Regions from separate parts of the Homo sapiens genome. Here region 2 is linked to region 1. A link is a contact called in ENCODE Hi-C or POLR2A ChIA-PET data. All regions are on one chromosome and are shown on one strand. The core of a region is the stretch at or near the end of the contact, and the rest is flanking DNA. Distances in the headings are between cores, read along the strand shown. Region 1 holds the start of ZMYM6 (zinc finger MYM-type containing 6). Region 2 has its middle 32 kb from the start of SFPQ.

The links. Hi-C counts contacts between places; a loop is a spot of excess contacts on that map. ChIA-PET counts read pairs that join two places held with the same protein, here RNA polymerase II (POLR2A). Pooled maps may share reads with other maps.
Region 2: a loop to region 1 is called in a pooled map, with 2.3 times the contacts of the local background. The contact joins the enhancer-like site here to the promoter of ZMYM6 in region 1. A Hi-C loop is called at or near these places in 4 of 168 maps with a recorded cell type or tissue (IMR-90, MCF 10A, endothelial cell of umbilical vein and 1 more), 5 of 37 single-sample maps with no recorded cell type and 7 of 50 pooled maps. POLR2A ChIA-PET finds 5 or more read pairs at or near these places in 4 of 52 experiments (BJ, HEK293T, Panc1 and 1 more).

The regions. Positions count from the first base shown.
Region 1 is chr1:35,028,462-35,035,445 of GRCh38, reverse strand. ZMYM6 (zinc finger MYM-type containing 6) reads left to right here and starts at 3,501. Exons shown (of 16, transcript NM_007167.4): 1 at 3,501-3,631; 2 at 4,733-4,899. The coding sequence starts at 4,807. It overlaps LOC124903990 (a long non-coding RNA gene), which reads right to left and starts at 2,726. Exons shown (of 2, transcript XR_007065739.1): 1 at 2,289-2,726. RefSeq lists enhancers at 3,312-3,491, 3,148-3,672, 3,673-4,199 and a silencer at 3,662-3,781.
Region 2 is chr1:35,157,054-35,164,722 of GRCh38, reverse strand. No RefSeq gene overlaps it. Among named protein-coding and RNA genes, the nearest start is that of SFPQ, 32 kb to the left of the region's middle. Within about 2 kb of position 2,287, at least 2 of the 41 ENCODE cell types and tissues checked have a DNase peak (open chromatin) inside an H3K27ac peak, as active enhancers do.

The sequences.
Region 1 (6,984 bases), core at 2,252-4,751:
ATTCTAAAATTTGTAAGGAAAGTTTTGTCACAACTGACAAGCTGATTCAAAAATTTACATGAAGATGCAAAGGACCAAGGAAAGCCAAGATAATCTTGAAGGACATAATAGGAGGGAGGACTTTTTCTATCATATACTAAGATTTATTATAAAGCTATTACAGAAATTAAGACAGTATGGTATTTCCACAAGGAGAAACAAAAGGAACAGCCTTCATAGTCCTGAAATAAACCCACACATATATAGACAACTGATACATGACAAAGGTGTCAATGCAGAACAGTGGGGAAAAGGACAGTCTTTTTAAAAAATAGTGCTTAATCCATGCAAAATTCACATGGAAAGGTTGAAATCTGACTTACCTTACACTATACACATAACCCAACCACAGATGGATTATAAAACTAAATGTGAAAGACTAATAACACTTCTAGAAATTTTCTTCATTTGGTAGGAAAATATTTCTTAAGAGAATACAATAAGCACTAAGCACAAAGGGTTTTTTTGTTGTTGTTGTTTGTTTGTTTTTTGGATGGAGTCTTGCTCTGTCACCCAGGCTGGAGTGCAGTGGCATGACCTCAGCTCATTGCAACCTTCGCTTCCTGGTTCACGTGATTCTCCTGCTTCAGCCTCCCGAGCAGCTGGGACTATAAGTGCACACCACCATACCCGGCTAATTTTTTTTTTTTTTCCTGAGGCAGAGTCTTGCTCTGCCACCCAGGCTGCAGTGCAGTGGTGCGATCTTGGCTCACTGCAACCCCTGCCTCTGGGGTTCAAGTGATTCCCCTGCCTCAGCCTCCCTAGTAGCTAGGATTACAGGTGCCCACCATGCCCAGCTAATTTTTGTATTTTTAGTAGAGACAGGGTTTCCTCATGTTGGCCAGGCTGGTCTCAAACCCCTGGCCTCAAGAGTTCCGCCCGCCTCAGCCTCCCAAAGTGCTGCTATTATAGGCATGAGCCACTGTACCCGGCCACAAAGGTCTTTTAAGTTCATCAAAAGACACCAATAACAGAGTGAAAAGGCAAGCTACCGAGTGGGAGAAGATATTTGCAATATATACAGTAGTCCCTCCCTTATCCATGAGGATATGTTCGAAGATGTTCCACAGATGCCTGAAACCTCCAGTAGTATCAAACCCTATATATGCTATGTTTTTTCCTATACATACATACCTATGATAAAGTTTAATTTATAAATCAGGCACAGAAAGAGACTAACAACTAACAATAGAACAATTATAACAATAGACTTTAATGAAAGTTGTTTAAAACTTATGAATTATTTGTTACTGGAATTTTCCATTTAATATTTTCAGACCGTGGTTGAGTGTGGGTAACTACGACTTCAGAAAGCAAAACCGTGGATGAGGGGGGCTAGTGTATATTCAAAAAAGACTTATCTTAGTGTATTCCTGATTGCCAAAAGAAAATGCCACAGACTGTGTAATTTATAAATAGTAGAAATTTATTTCTCACAGTTCTGGAGGTTGGCAAGTCCAAGATCAAGGCACTGGCAGATTTGTTGTCTTGGAATTACTCTCTAATTCCAAGATGAAACTTTGTTGTTGTCCTCTTGCTGGGAGGAACATTGTTATCATACAGTGAGGGGTTAAAAGGGCAAAAGGAATGAATCTTTGTGAAGGGCATGAATGCCCTCTTTTGTAAGGGCATGAATCCCATTCATGAGGATGGAGTCCTCATAGCCTAACCCCTCCCAAAGGCTCCACTTCTTATACCATCGCCTTAATGTTTAAGTTCCAATATATGAATTTTGAAGGGACACATACATTCAAACCATAGCAGGATTCATATCTAAAATATATGCCCATAAGAAAATGTCAATCCAATACAAAAATGAGCAAGAGACTTGAACAGGCACTTATGGGGGATATCCAGATACCCAAGGAACAAGAAAATGGGCTCATCCTCATTAATAATCTGGGAAATGCAAATTAAAACCACAGTGAGATACCACTATGCCCCCATCAGAATGGTTATAATTAAAAAGATATGCAGCAGTAATTATTGGCAAGGATGTTGGGAAACTGAAACTCTCATACATGGCTGAAGGGAGTATAAACTGAAACCACCATTTTCTAAAATTGCCTGAGATTATCTACCTAAATTTTACATATACATAACAAGCAATTTCACTTTTAGGTATGAACCCAACAGAAATGTGTGCATATGTATCACTGTTAAATAAAACTTGTAGGCCATTGTTTCGGGCTAAGCTCCTGCAGTAGGTCTCAATGAACCAGACTAAAAATCAAAATGGAGTCACTCACACTGAGGTTCCATGTCATCAAATGGAAACTACGTTGTTATTTGAAGTTCTGAAAAGTCAGGAAAAAGAGATAATAAGAGTCTAATTTCCCCTGAGTGCCAGTTTCAATTAGCATAATAATGAAATTTCTTCTGCTTTAATCGTTACCAAAAAAAGATAAACTGAAGTTACCTGATGTTAACCAATCAGTTATTTCTCTATTGTTTTGTTTCTTGGTTCTGCTTTACAAGGAAATTAACTTATTTATTTATTTTTTGGAAAGTTACTTTGAAATGAACCAATCTGTTTTTTGTTCTTTACTTCTGCTTTCTCCAGCCCTTCTCTGTCTATAAAACCTACCTCTTCTGCTCAGCTCATTGGAACACTTGTTCTATTTTATGGAATGAAGTGCTGCCAGATTCTAGAATCACAAATAAAGCTAATTGAGATATTTAAATTAAATTTGTTGTAATTTTGTCTTTTAACATCACCAATGACAAGAATGTTCACAGAAGCATTATTCCTAATAGCCACAAATTGGAAACAACTCAAATGTCCATCAGTAGTAGATGATTAAAATTGTATCATATTCATAAAATAGAATACTATACAGCAGTCAAAATGAATGAACAGTCACAAATCATACACGTATCTGTGAAACAATGTTGAATTAAAAAAACCAAATCTCAATTTTGAGCAAGTTTTTTCATTTATATCTCAAGAGATTAAAAAATTATACCTCTTAGGGTTAAATGGTGAGGATTAAGTGGGATGGTGCATGTGAAGTGCTCAGCAAGCCAAGTATTATTTAATATCATGCTCTCTCAGTAGGCCACCTTTCAGGAAATGGGCACTAAAGGATGCTACAGATTAGCTAGGTGTGGTGGCACGTGCCTGTAAGCCCAGCTACTCGGGAGGCTGAGGCAGGAGAATCGCTTCAACCCAGGAGGCGGAGGTTGCAGTTAGCCGAGATTGTGCCACTGCACCCCAGCCTGGGCAACACAGTGATACTCTGTCTCCAAAAAAAAAAAAAAAAAAAAAAAAAAAAAAAAAAAAAAAAAAGAATGCTATAGAGCACTTACAGCGCCTTCTAACGCCATCTCCACCTTTTCACTATTGAGCCTCGGTCTCTTTAAGAAGTGAACCATAATTGAGGAAAGAGGAATGCTGGGAAGTTCTACTCAGCTCAGGTCCGGAGCCTGACGGGAAAAGAGGGCGGAGACCAAGGCTGCGCAGGCGTGGTTGGCCGGTCGTTGCGTTGGGATGGATCAGGCGGAATTCCAGAAGAGAAAATAATCCCTGTCTAGATGCAGAGGACTTGGTTCCTATTCCAGTGCTCCTCCGGTAGCAGGGAGGCGACAGAAGGTGGGTGCGGCCGCAGTGGTAGTGGGCGGGACGGCGGGGCGGAGGCCACACCACGTGACGAGGCGTTGCGGCGGGGGCGGTGCCAGGTGGGCTACGCGGCTGGGGCGGCTGCGGATATCGCCTTAGGGACGCGTTGACATTCACTGGCTAGTCCACCGCTCTCAGTCGGAGACCACATTGCCTCGTTAGTCCTCAATGATGGGAGTGGGAATTCTTGGTGGGAAGGAGAATTTCGGAAAGCGTGCGGTTCTCAGAGGAGGGATGAGCGCCCGTAGATATTTTGTGGCGAGTGCGCAAAAGTTCTCATTTCTTCTTTGGAACAGGCTTTTCAACCAGTTGTCCGTTTCCATCCCGGACTATTCGGATAAAGACAACTTTGAAGAGCTTTTTGTTTTAGGTTTAATTCGTCCCGTTTAGTTCTTTGACTTTTAGGGGAAGGGAATTTACTGAATGGCCAATTGAGTTTCTTTTCTACAGGAAGGCGATTGTGAAGCGGGGCTCTGAGGGGCTTGATGCCCCCCACCCCTCACACGGAGACCTTGAAAGAGGCAGGTGACTCACTTTCAGTAAGGGCGTTCCTGTTGTTCGCCTGCGATGGATGGCATCTTGAGCTCACATCTAGCGTTAGGCCGAGAAATGGGGCCCTTAGGGAGGCTTCCAGTGAAGGTTGAGTTATAGGTCAGGGCCGGGAGGTTGTTGTGCCCCTCTTTGAGAAATAAAAGCCGACGTGGGCCTCTAAGTACTGATTCTTATGGGGTCAGAAACTATTTCTTGAGTCCGTTCTTCTCAGAGTTTATTACTTCCTCCCACGTCTTGGTCTGCTGGTCTAATTCCCTTCAATAACCTTCAACATAGGAAAAAACCAGAGTGTGTTGTGTGTCTTTAAAGATATTAGAGAAGTGGGAGCTGTTGCCCCAAAACTGTTTTCTTATGTAGCTACTGAAGGAACAGAAAGCAGGAAGAAAGAAAAAAGTTAGTTGTGGCCCCAGAAGAGTTGTTTTTCAAATGCCGAGCCGTGAAGCCTCATGCACTCAACACAAAGTTTTTCTTTCATATAGATAAGCCTGAAGAAAAAAGAATAAGCCTGAGTATGTATTTTAGGTGTCCAACTATCCATTACCAAGAAGAAATCTATTCGTTTGAGCCTGAGACACTCTTTGAGGTAAAAAATTAGAATGAAAGAACCTTTGGATGGTGAATGTGGCAAAGCAGTGGTACCACAGCAGGAGCTTCTGGACAAAATTAAAGAAGAACCAGACAATGCTCAAGTAAGCATTTCATCTTCATTTAAAAATTTAAAAAAATTCCTTCTTTTCCATCTGGTCAACTGAAAAATTTTAGTTAAACGGCTTCTGGTTTGTAAGTTTAAAATAACCCAAACTGAGACAGGCTCTCGCTGTCGCTGAGGGTGTAGTGCAGTGGTGCGATCTCCTTAGCTCACTGCAGCCTCCACCTCCCAGGCTCAAGTGATCTTCCCACCTCAGCCTCCTGTGTAGCTGGGACCACAGGGCACACACCAACATGCTCAACTATTTTTTTGTATTTTTGGTAGAGACGGGGTTTGGCCATGTTTCCCAGGCTGGTCTCAAACTCCTGAGCTCAAGCAATCCACCCACCTTGGCCTCCCAAAGTTCTGGGATTACAGGCATGAGCCACCATTCCTGGCTGGTTTTTTGCTCTTTGAATGAAAGCTATAACTACATGATTTTTTTGTGTGTGGAAGGAAAGTAATATATTTACCATTTTTCCATACTTGTCACTTAAAAAAAATTCTCTTGTATCTGGTAGTACTTTCCTTTATTCTGTTAAGAATTTGTGGTCTGTGCTAGTCTCTGGGGATCCAGGATTGAGCAAAGTCAGCTTAGTCCCTTCCCTTGTAGAGCTTATATGTTAGTAGAGGAGGCAGAGATTACAAAAGTATTGGTCAAGTAATATATATAATTACAAACTATGACAAGTACTCTGGAAGAAAAGCCTAAAATGGGGAATCTGACCTAGTTTTGGTTGTGGTCTGCCTGGGGATGGCTAGGGAAGGCCTCTCTAAGGGAAGGATGTGTAAGCTGAATTATGAAGAATGAATTGATTAGGCAAAGGGTATGGAGAAGAGTATTACAGACAGAGGGAACTGTGAATAGGAAAGCCCTGAGTTGGAAAGATGCATGGTTCTTTTTAAGACCTGCAGGAACAGTGAGCCTGGAACAGAAAAGGTATGAAAATGGTGATGATGATAATGATTAAAACAACAACAATAAAAATAGCTGGCATTAGTATATCAGTATGTAGTATATATTATATCATAATCATATGTGACATTATTAACTTAATATTTATATATGCTTAAGAGTGTGTCAGGCACCATTCTTACCACCATATTATTATCCCCATTTTACAGATGAGGAAACCAAAGCTCAAAAAAGCCAAATAGTTTACCACAGATCACAGTTAGTAGTAAATGACAAAGACTGGATTCAAATCCAGGTGGTCAGACTCCAGAACTTGTGCTATTCTGCTTCTCTATGATAAGGCTGTATATATAGTTTAAGGCTGGATTATGTAGGACGTAGCAGACCTTGTTATAAATTTTGGTTTTTATCCTAAGAGCAGTAGATAGCCATTATAGGGTTTTTTGTTTTTGTTTTGAGATGGAGTTTTGCTGCAATGTTGTAATCTTGGTGGCTCACTGCAACTTTCACATCCCGGGTTCAAGTGATTCTCCTGCCTCAGCCTCCCCAGTAGCTGGGATTATAGGCGCCTGCCACCACGCCTGGCTAATTTTTTGTATTTTTAGTAGAGACGGGGTTTCACCATGTTGGCTAGGCTGGTTTCAAACTCCTGACCTCAGGTGATCCACCCACCTCAGCCTCCCAAAGTGCTAGGATTACAGGCGTGAGCCACCACACCTGGCCAATTGTAGGGTTTTAAGTGAGAAAGTAAGATGAAACAGATTTGTGTTTGGAAAGATCATTCTGGCTACCCCATAGGGACCCAGAATGGAGAGCACGGAAATCAATGTGGAGGCTGGGCACAGTGGCTCACGTCTGTAATCCTAGCACTTTGGGAGGCCAAGGCAGGCAGATCACGAGGTCAGGAGATCGAGACCATCCTGGCTAACACGGTGAAACCCCGTCTCTACAAAAAATACAAAAAATTAGCTGGGCGTGGTGGTGGGCGCCTGTAGTCCCAGCTACTTGGGAGGCTGAGGCAGGAGAATGGCGTGAACCCAGGAGGCGGAGCTTGCAGTGAGCCAAGATTGCGCCACTGCACTCTAGCCTGGGTGACAGAGTGAGACTCCGTCTCAAAAAAAAATAAAATAAAATCAATGGGAGAGATGAGTTAGTTGTTTTGGCAAGGAA
Region 2 (7,669 bases), core at 1,038-3,537, 130 kb before region 1:
TCCTGCACTCCAGGGATCCACCCACCGTGGCTTCCAACAGTGCTGAGATTATAGGCTTGAGCCACCATGCCCGGCCTCTTTGTTTTTTGTTGTTCTTTTTTTTTTTTAATTTTTAAATTTTAAAAATTTTAATTTTAAAAATTTTAATTTTTCCATAAGTTATTGGGGGTACAGGTGGTATTTAGTTACATGGGTAAGTTCTTTAGTGGTGATTTGTGAGATTTTGGTGCACCCATCACCCGAGCAGTATACACTGTAGCCTATTTGTAGTCTTTTATCCGTCACCAACCTCCCACCATCCCTTGCCCCCTCCCACTTGTTTTTTGTTTTTTTGATGTTCTTTCTAATTTTTACCTGCTTAAGGGGTGCACACACACACACACACACACACAGATACACACAAATAGAAATGATTATTCGTTTTTAAATTTTAAGAGATGGGGCTAGATTCCAACTCCTGGGCTTAAGCAGTCCTCCCACCTCAGCCTCCCAAGTACAAGTAGCTGGGACAACAGAGCTTGGCCTCACTGCACCTGGCTGATTATTCTGTTTTGTGCTGTTCATTGTTAACCAGTCATTCTCTACTGGATTTATTTTTACTTTTTTTTTTTTTAAACCAGGTATTGCTCTTGTCCCCCAGGCTGGAGTGCGATGGTGCAATCTCAGCTCACTGCAACCTCCACCTCCCAGATTCAAGCGATTCTCCTGCCTCGGCCCCCCAAGTAGCTGTGATTACAGGCTCCTGCCACCACACCCGGCTAATTTTTGTATTTTTAGTTGAGACAGGGTTTCACCATGTTGGTCAGGCTGGTCTTGAACTCCTGACCTCAGGTGATCCACCCACCTCAGCCTCCCAAAGAGCTGGGATTACAGGCATGAGCCACCGTGCCTGGCCTTATTTTTATTTTTCTTTAAAAAATATATTTATATTTTAAAATCCATTTATTATAGTTATATTAATATATATTACTATATTATGTTTATAAAACTAAACACATATTGTATTCTTTTTTCTTTTTTGACTTAGAACTTTAACTTTTTTTTTTTAATTTTTTTTTCAAGAGGGAGTCTTGCTCTGTTGCCCAGGCTGGAGTGCAGTGGCATGATCTTGGCTCACTGCAACCTCTGCCTCCTGGGTTCAAGTGATTCTCCTGCCTCAGCCTCCCTAGTAGCTAGGATTAGAGGTGCATGCCACCACGGCCAGCTAATTTTTGTATTTTTAGTAGAGACGGGATTTTGCCATGTTGGCCACTCTGGTCTTGAAATCCTGACCTCAAATGATCCTCCCACCTCAGCCTCCCAAAGTGCTGGGATTATAGGTGTGAGCCACCATGCCCGACCTTTTTTTTTTTTTTTCTATTAGCTGATTTTTTCTACTGCTGTGGTTCACATTTTCCTGCTCCTTGACATGTCTAATAATTTTTCACTAGATCCTGGACATTGTGAATATCATGTTGTCGAATGTCTTACTTTTAAGAGTAATTAGTTTTGTTTTGGCAGGCAATTAGATTTGATAGAGCAAGTCTGGAGTGACTTTTTCTCTAGGCCTAATTCTAGTATTTCCACTGGATGCCTTAGGTGTATAACAAGGTTCTTCTATTCAGAATAGTCAGAATGTGAATGTCTCCCCAGCCCTTGTAAGCTCTAGGAATTGTCCAACATAAAACTCTCTAGTTGTTGTTCCTTTTTCAATAGTTGTTTTTTCTCTGACCTTGTGGAGTCTTGTTCTATACTTGCACAATTTAGTATTCTGCCAATAACTCCAAATAAATTTTATGCAGATTCTTTTTCTGTATAGCTCCCTTCTTTTTAGTATTTTGTTCCACAAGTTCCAGCTGCTTCAGCCTTATCAAACTCCAATCTCTGGCTGGGCTCAGTGGCTCATGCCTGTAATCCCAGCACTTTGGGAGGCCGAGGTGGGTGGACCACCTGAGGTCAGGAATTTGAAACCAGTCTGACCAACATGGTGAAACTCCGTCTCTACTAAATATACAAAAATTAGCCAAGTGTGCTGGCGCGTGCCTGTAATCCTAGTTACACAGGAGGCTGAGGCAGGAGAATCACTTGAACCTGGAAGGTGTAGGTTGCAGTGAGCTGAGATTGTGCTGCTACTGCAGTCCAGCCTGGGCAACTGGAGACTCTGTCTAAAAAAAAAAAAAAAAAAAAACTCTGAACTCTGTCTCCTCAATGCAGCAAGAACTCCACGCTCTTGTTTGGGTCCTCTTCTCTACACCATGGATCAGATAAAGCTTCCAGGCAGACAGCATGTGACAATCATGAGTTTCACTTTCACCCAGGCTGGAGTGCAGAGGTGCTTGCCTCATTTACTACCCTTTTTTCAAGAATCACAATCCTGTATAGCCTATTTTGCAATGTGTTATGGACTGAATTGTGTCCCCCAAAAATCCAATTGAAGTCTTAACCCCTAGTGTATCTCAGAATGTGACTATATTTGTAGATAGGGCCTTTCAAGAAATAATTAAGGTAAAATGAAGGCATACGGGTGAGGCCTTACTCCATTACGGCTAATATCTTTATGAGAAAAGGAAGAATCACCATGGATGAGTGGACCACATGAGGACCAGGAAAGGACACAGCAAGTAGACTGCCCTCTGCAAGCCAAGGAGAAAGACCTCAGAAGAAATTAAACCTGCCAACACTGCCATCTTGATCTTCTACACTCAAGAACTGTGAGAAAATACACTCCTGGCTTTTTTTTTTTTTTTTTTTCTGAAATGGAGTCTCACTCTTTTGCCTAGGCTGGAGTGCAGTGGCACAATCTCAGCTCACTGCAACCTCTGCCTCCCAGGTTCAAGCGATTCTCCTGCCTCAGACTCCTGAGTAGCTGGGATTACAGGCGCCTGCCACCATGCCCAGCTAATTTTTGTATTTTTAGTAGAGACAGGGTTTCACCATGTTGGCCAGGCTGGTCTCGAACTCCTGACCTCAAGTGATCTGACTCCTCCTCGGCCTCCCAAAGTGCTGGGATTACAGGCGTGAGCCACTGCACCCGGCCTATTTCTGTTTTTTTTTGTTGTGTTTTGTTTTGTTTTGAGACGGAGTCTCGCTCTGTTGCCCAGGCTGGGGTGCAGTGGCATGATCTCGGCTCACTGCAAGCTCCGCCTCCCAGGTTCATGCCATTCTCCTGCCTCAGCCTCCTGAGTAGGTGGGACTACAGGCGCCCATCACCACGCCCGCCTAATTTTTTGTATTTTTAGTAGAGACGGGGTTTTACCATGTTAGCCAGGATGGCCTCGATCTCCTGACCTTGTGATCCACCCGCCTCAGCCTCCCAAAGTGCTGGGATTACAGGTGTGAGCCACCGCGCCTGGCCCCTATTTCTGTTTTTTAAGCCACTAGTCTGGTATTTTGTTATGGCAGCTCTAGCAAACACATATACCATGTATGAACAGCAGTTGTTTTGTATACTTCATGCAGTTTTCTAGTTGTTTACAGCACTAAGGGAAATCTGGTACCAGTTTTCTGTCTGAGCTGGAAGCTGAATACAACAGATTTGTTTTAACAGAGACAGAACAAGTTGGAAAAAGTTATAAATAGTCACACGAATTTCCATTTTACACAGGAAAACGTAATGAACATTTTAAAAAACAGCTTAAATGAAGTAATTGATATACAATAAACTGCACATATTTGAAGTACAAACTTGATAAAGTTTGACATATGTATACACCAATAAGATCATTACCACTGTCAATCTAAATAATAAAGAGAAAGAGGCTCTCTAAAAGAAAAAGAGATTTATTCAGGAGTTACGCATTGCAATGGGAATATGTGTGCCACAGTAAACTATGTATATGTATTGAATAGGTAAAGAAAGACAAAGGTTTTGGCTGGATGCGGTGGTTCATGCCTGCAATCCCAGCACTTTGGGAGACTGAAGTGGGTGGATTACATGAGGCCAGGAGTTCGAGACGAGCCTGGTCAACATGGCGAAAACCTGTCTCTACTAAAAATACAAAAATTAGCCGGGGATGGTGGTGCATGTCTGTAATCCCAGCTACCGGGGAGACTGAGGCGGGAGAATCAAACCCAGGAGGCAGAGGTTGCAGTGAGCTGAGATCACACCACTGCACTCCAGCCTGGGTGACAGAGCAAGACTCTGTCTCAAAAAAAAAAAAAAAAAAAAGAAAAAGGAAAAAGACAGAGGAGAAAGGTTTTCAAAGGAAAAAATGAAGAGGATTACATCATTGTTTTGAAATGATATCCTTGGCTATAAAAATCCTTAACAAGGGTGTTGCCTGGCTGAGGTTGGACAGGCAGTTGCTTGGTAGATGTCTTTGCAGATGAATTTTTTGTGTAAGTTTGTGATGGCTTTTTTGCAAGGTTGTGTTTTTTCAAGGGTCTTTTGTGATAGCTTCTGTTATGAGACATACAAGCCTTCCCTGGCTCTATTTTTTTTTTTAAACACTAGTGACTCCTAGTGTTAAATCTCAATTCTAACAACTTTCACATTACAATCAAGATAAAATGGCTGCCACCCCCAAAAGTTTCCTTGTGTCCCTTAGTAATCCTTGACTCCTGTACCTATACATCCCTCCTTTGCCTCTACCAATCTACAGGCAACCACTGATCTGCTTACTTACCACTATAGGTTAGTTTCCATTTTCCAGAATTTTATATGAATAGAATCTTTGACATGTGTTTTGTGTGTGTGTATGTGTGTGTGTGTGTGTGATGGAGTCTCCCTCTGTTGCCCAGGCTGGAATGCAATGGCGCGATCTCAGCTCACTGCAACCTCTGCCTCCCGGGTTCAAGCAATTCTCTGCCTCAGCCTCCAGAGTAGCTGGGATTACAGACACCAGCCACCACGCCCAGCTAATTTTTGTATTTTTAATAGAGATGGGATTTCACCATCTTGGCCAGGCTGATCTTGAACTCCTGACCTCATGATCCACCCACCTTGGCCTCCCAAAGTGCTGGGATTACAAGCATGAGCCGCTGCACCCGGCCTCTTTTTTTTATTTGGCTTCTTTCACTCAGCATTATTTTGAGAGTCATACACATTGTTAGGTGTATCAATAGTTTGTTGGGTTCTTTTCTGAGACAGTCTCACTCTATTACCCAGGCTGGAGTGCAGTGGCATGATCACAGCTCACTGCAGCCTCGACCTCCCAGGCTCAGGTGATCCTCCCACCTCAGCCTCCCAAGTAGCTGGGACCGCAGGTGCTCACTACCATATCTGGCAAATTTAAAAAAAAATTTTGCAGGCCAGGTGTGGTGGTTCACCCCTGTAATCCCAGCCTGTGGGAGGCCAAGGCAGGGCCAATCACAAGGCCAGGAGTTCGAGACCATCCTGGCCAACATAGTGAAACTCTGTCTCTACTAAAAATACAAAAAAAAAAAAAAAATTAGCCAGGAATGGTGGTGCGTGCCTGTAGTCCCAGCTACTTGGGAGGCTGAAGCAGGCGAATTGCTTGAACCCAGGAGGCAGAGGTTGCAGTGAGCTGAAATCACATCACTGCACTCCAGCCTGGGCAACGAGTGTGTCTCAAAAAAAAAAAAAATTTTTTTTTTTTTTTTTAGCAGAGATGAGGTCTTCCTATGTTGCCCAGGCTGGTCTGGAACTCCTGAGCTCAAGCAATCTTCCTGCCTCAGCCTCCCAAAGTTCTAGGATTATAGGTGTGAACCACCATGCCTATCAGTAGTTTGTTTCTTTATTTCTTTTCTTTTTCTTTTCCTTGTTTTTTTTTTTTTTTTTTTGAGATGGAGTCTCCCTCTGTCACCCAGGCTGGAGTGCAGTGGTGCAATCTCAGCTCGCTGCAATCTCTGCCTCCCGGGTTCAAACGATTCTCCTGTCTCAGCCTCCCGAGTAGCTGGGATTACAGGAGCCCACCACCACACCCGGCTAATTTTTGTTTCTTTAGTAGGGACAGCATTTCACCACGTTGCCCAGGCTAGTCTCGCACTCTTGGCCTCAAGTGACCCACCCGCCTCAGTCTCCTAAAGAAATACCTAGTTTTTGTATCTACGCAATGTAATGTATTCTAATAATTTTCTTTCTTTTTTTTTTTTTTTGAGACCGAGTCTCACCCTGTCACCCAGGCTGGAATGCAGTGGCGTGATCTGAGCTCACTGTAACCTCCGCCTCCTGGGTTCAAGCGATTCTCGTGTGTTGGCCTCCCAAGTAGCTGGGATTACAGGCGCCTGCCACCACACCAGGCTAATTTTTGGTATTTTTAGTAGAGATGGGCTTTCACCATGTTGTTCAGGCTGGTCTCAAACTCCTGACCTCAAGTGATCCACCTGTCTCAGTCTCCCAAAGTGCAGGGATTATAGGTGTGAGCCATCATGCCCGGCGCTATTTTTAAATTTTAAATTTGGCAATGTCCAAAATTTAAACACTGGTTATAATATTCAACATAATATTAAATTTCAATACTGAAAAGCTCTATAAAAGAAAGAAACTATACTTAATAGTCACGTTCTATCTAATGCTGTTTTTTCTCCTAGTGAGAATAAAGCTTTTTTAAAGCTCTGACCGTAGCTCTTGAAGTTTCTGGTTCTTATTGTTGATCTCTGCTCACTGCAACCACAACCTCCCGGGGCAAGCAATTCTCCTACGTCATCCTCCCAAGTAGCTCGGACTACAGAGGTGTGCACCGCCACCTCTGGCTAATTTCTATTTTTTTAGTAGAGATGGGGTTTCACCATGTTGCCCGGGCTGGTCTTGAATTCCTGAGCTCAAGTGACCTGCCCTCCTGGGTCTCCCAAAGTGCTCATGCTCCCAAAGGCATGAGCCACCGCGCCTGGCCTTGATTGTAAAATTACCTTTCATTAGGCACACTGCTTATTACAGGACTGGACTTTTCAGCTCTTCCATACTGTGGATTACTGAGCAAATTTCATCTAGCAGGTCACCACCTTCTACCAAGAAAATTTGCCCAAGCTGCTCAGAGTGAAACAGAATTCCAAAGTCTGTGACCTATTTCTTCATTTCTGTGTATGTAGTTCTTAGAGCATTAGGTATAATTTTCTACATTTCCATATTCCTGAATTAATGTCACTTTATAGAATAATATGTTACTTCTGCTTTCAAACTTCTTAGATTTCCTCATAAAGACCTTTTAATTGAGGAGTTTATAGATTCTAAAATTCTAGAAGCTTCAATTTTCTTCAAGGCTAAATAATGTGACTAGCTACTTGAAAGAACATCTGAAGGCCAGGTATGGTGGCTCACGCCTGTAATCCCAGCACTTTGGGAGGCCGAGGTGGACAGATCACAAGGTCAGGAGTTCGAGACCAGCCTGGCCAATATGGTGAAATCCCGTCTCTAGTCAGGAGATGGAGACCATCCTGGCTAACACGGTGAAACCCCGTCTCTACTAAAAAAAAAAAAAAAAAAAAAAAATTAGCCGGGCATGGTGGCACATGCCTGTAATCCCAGCTACTTGGGAGGCTGAGGCCAGATAATAGCTTGAACCTGGGAGACGGAGGTTGCAGTGAGCTGAGATGGTGCCACTTCACTGCAGCCTGGGTGATGGAGGGAGATTCCGTCTCAAAAAAAAAAAAAATAGTGTAGAAGATTCTAGTATGCCTCGTTCCTGTAGACAACTACTATTTAAACATCATTCATTATTTAACAAAGACCAGACCAGGTCGTTTTCAAAGCCTCAAGAAAAAGAAAGTTACTGTTTTTTTTTTTTTTTTT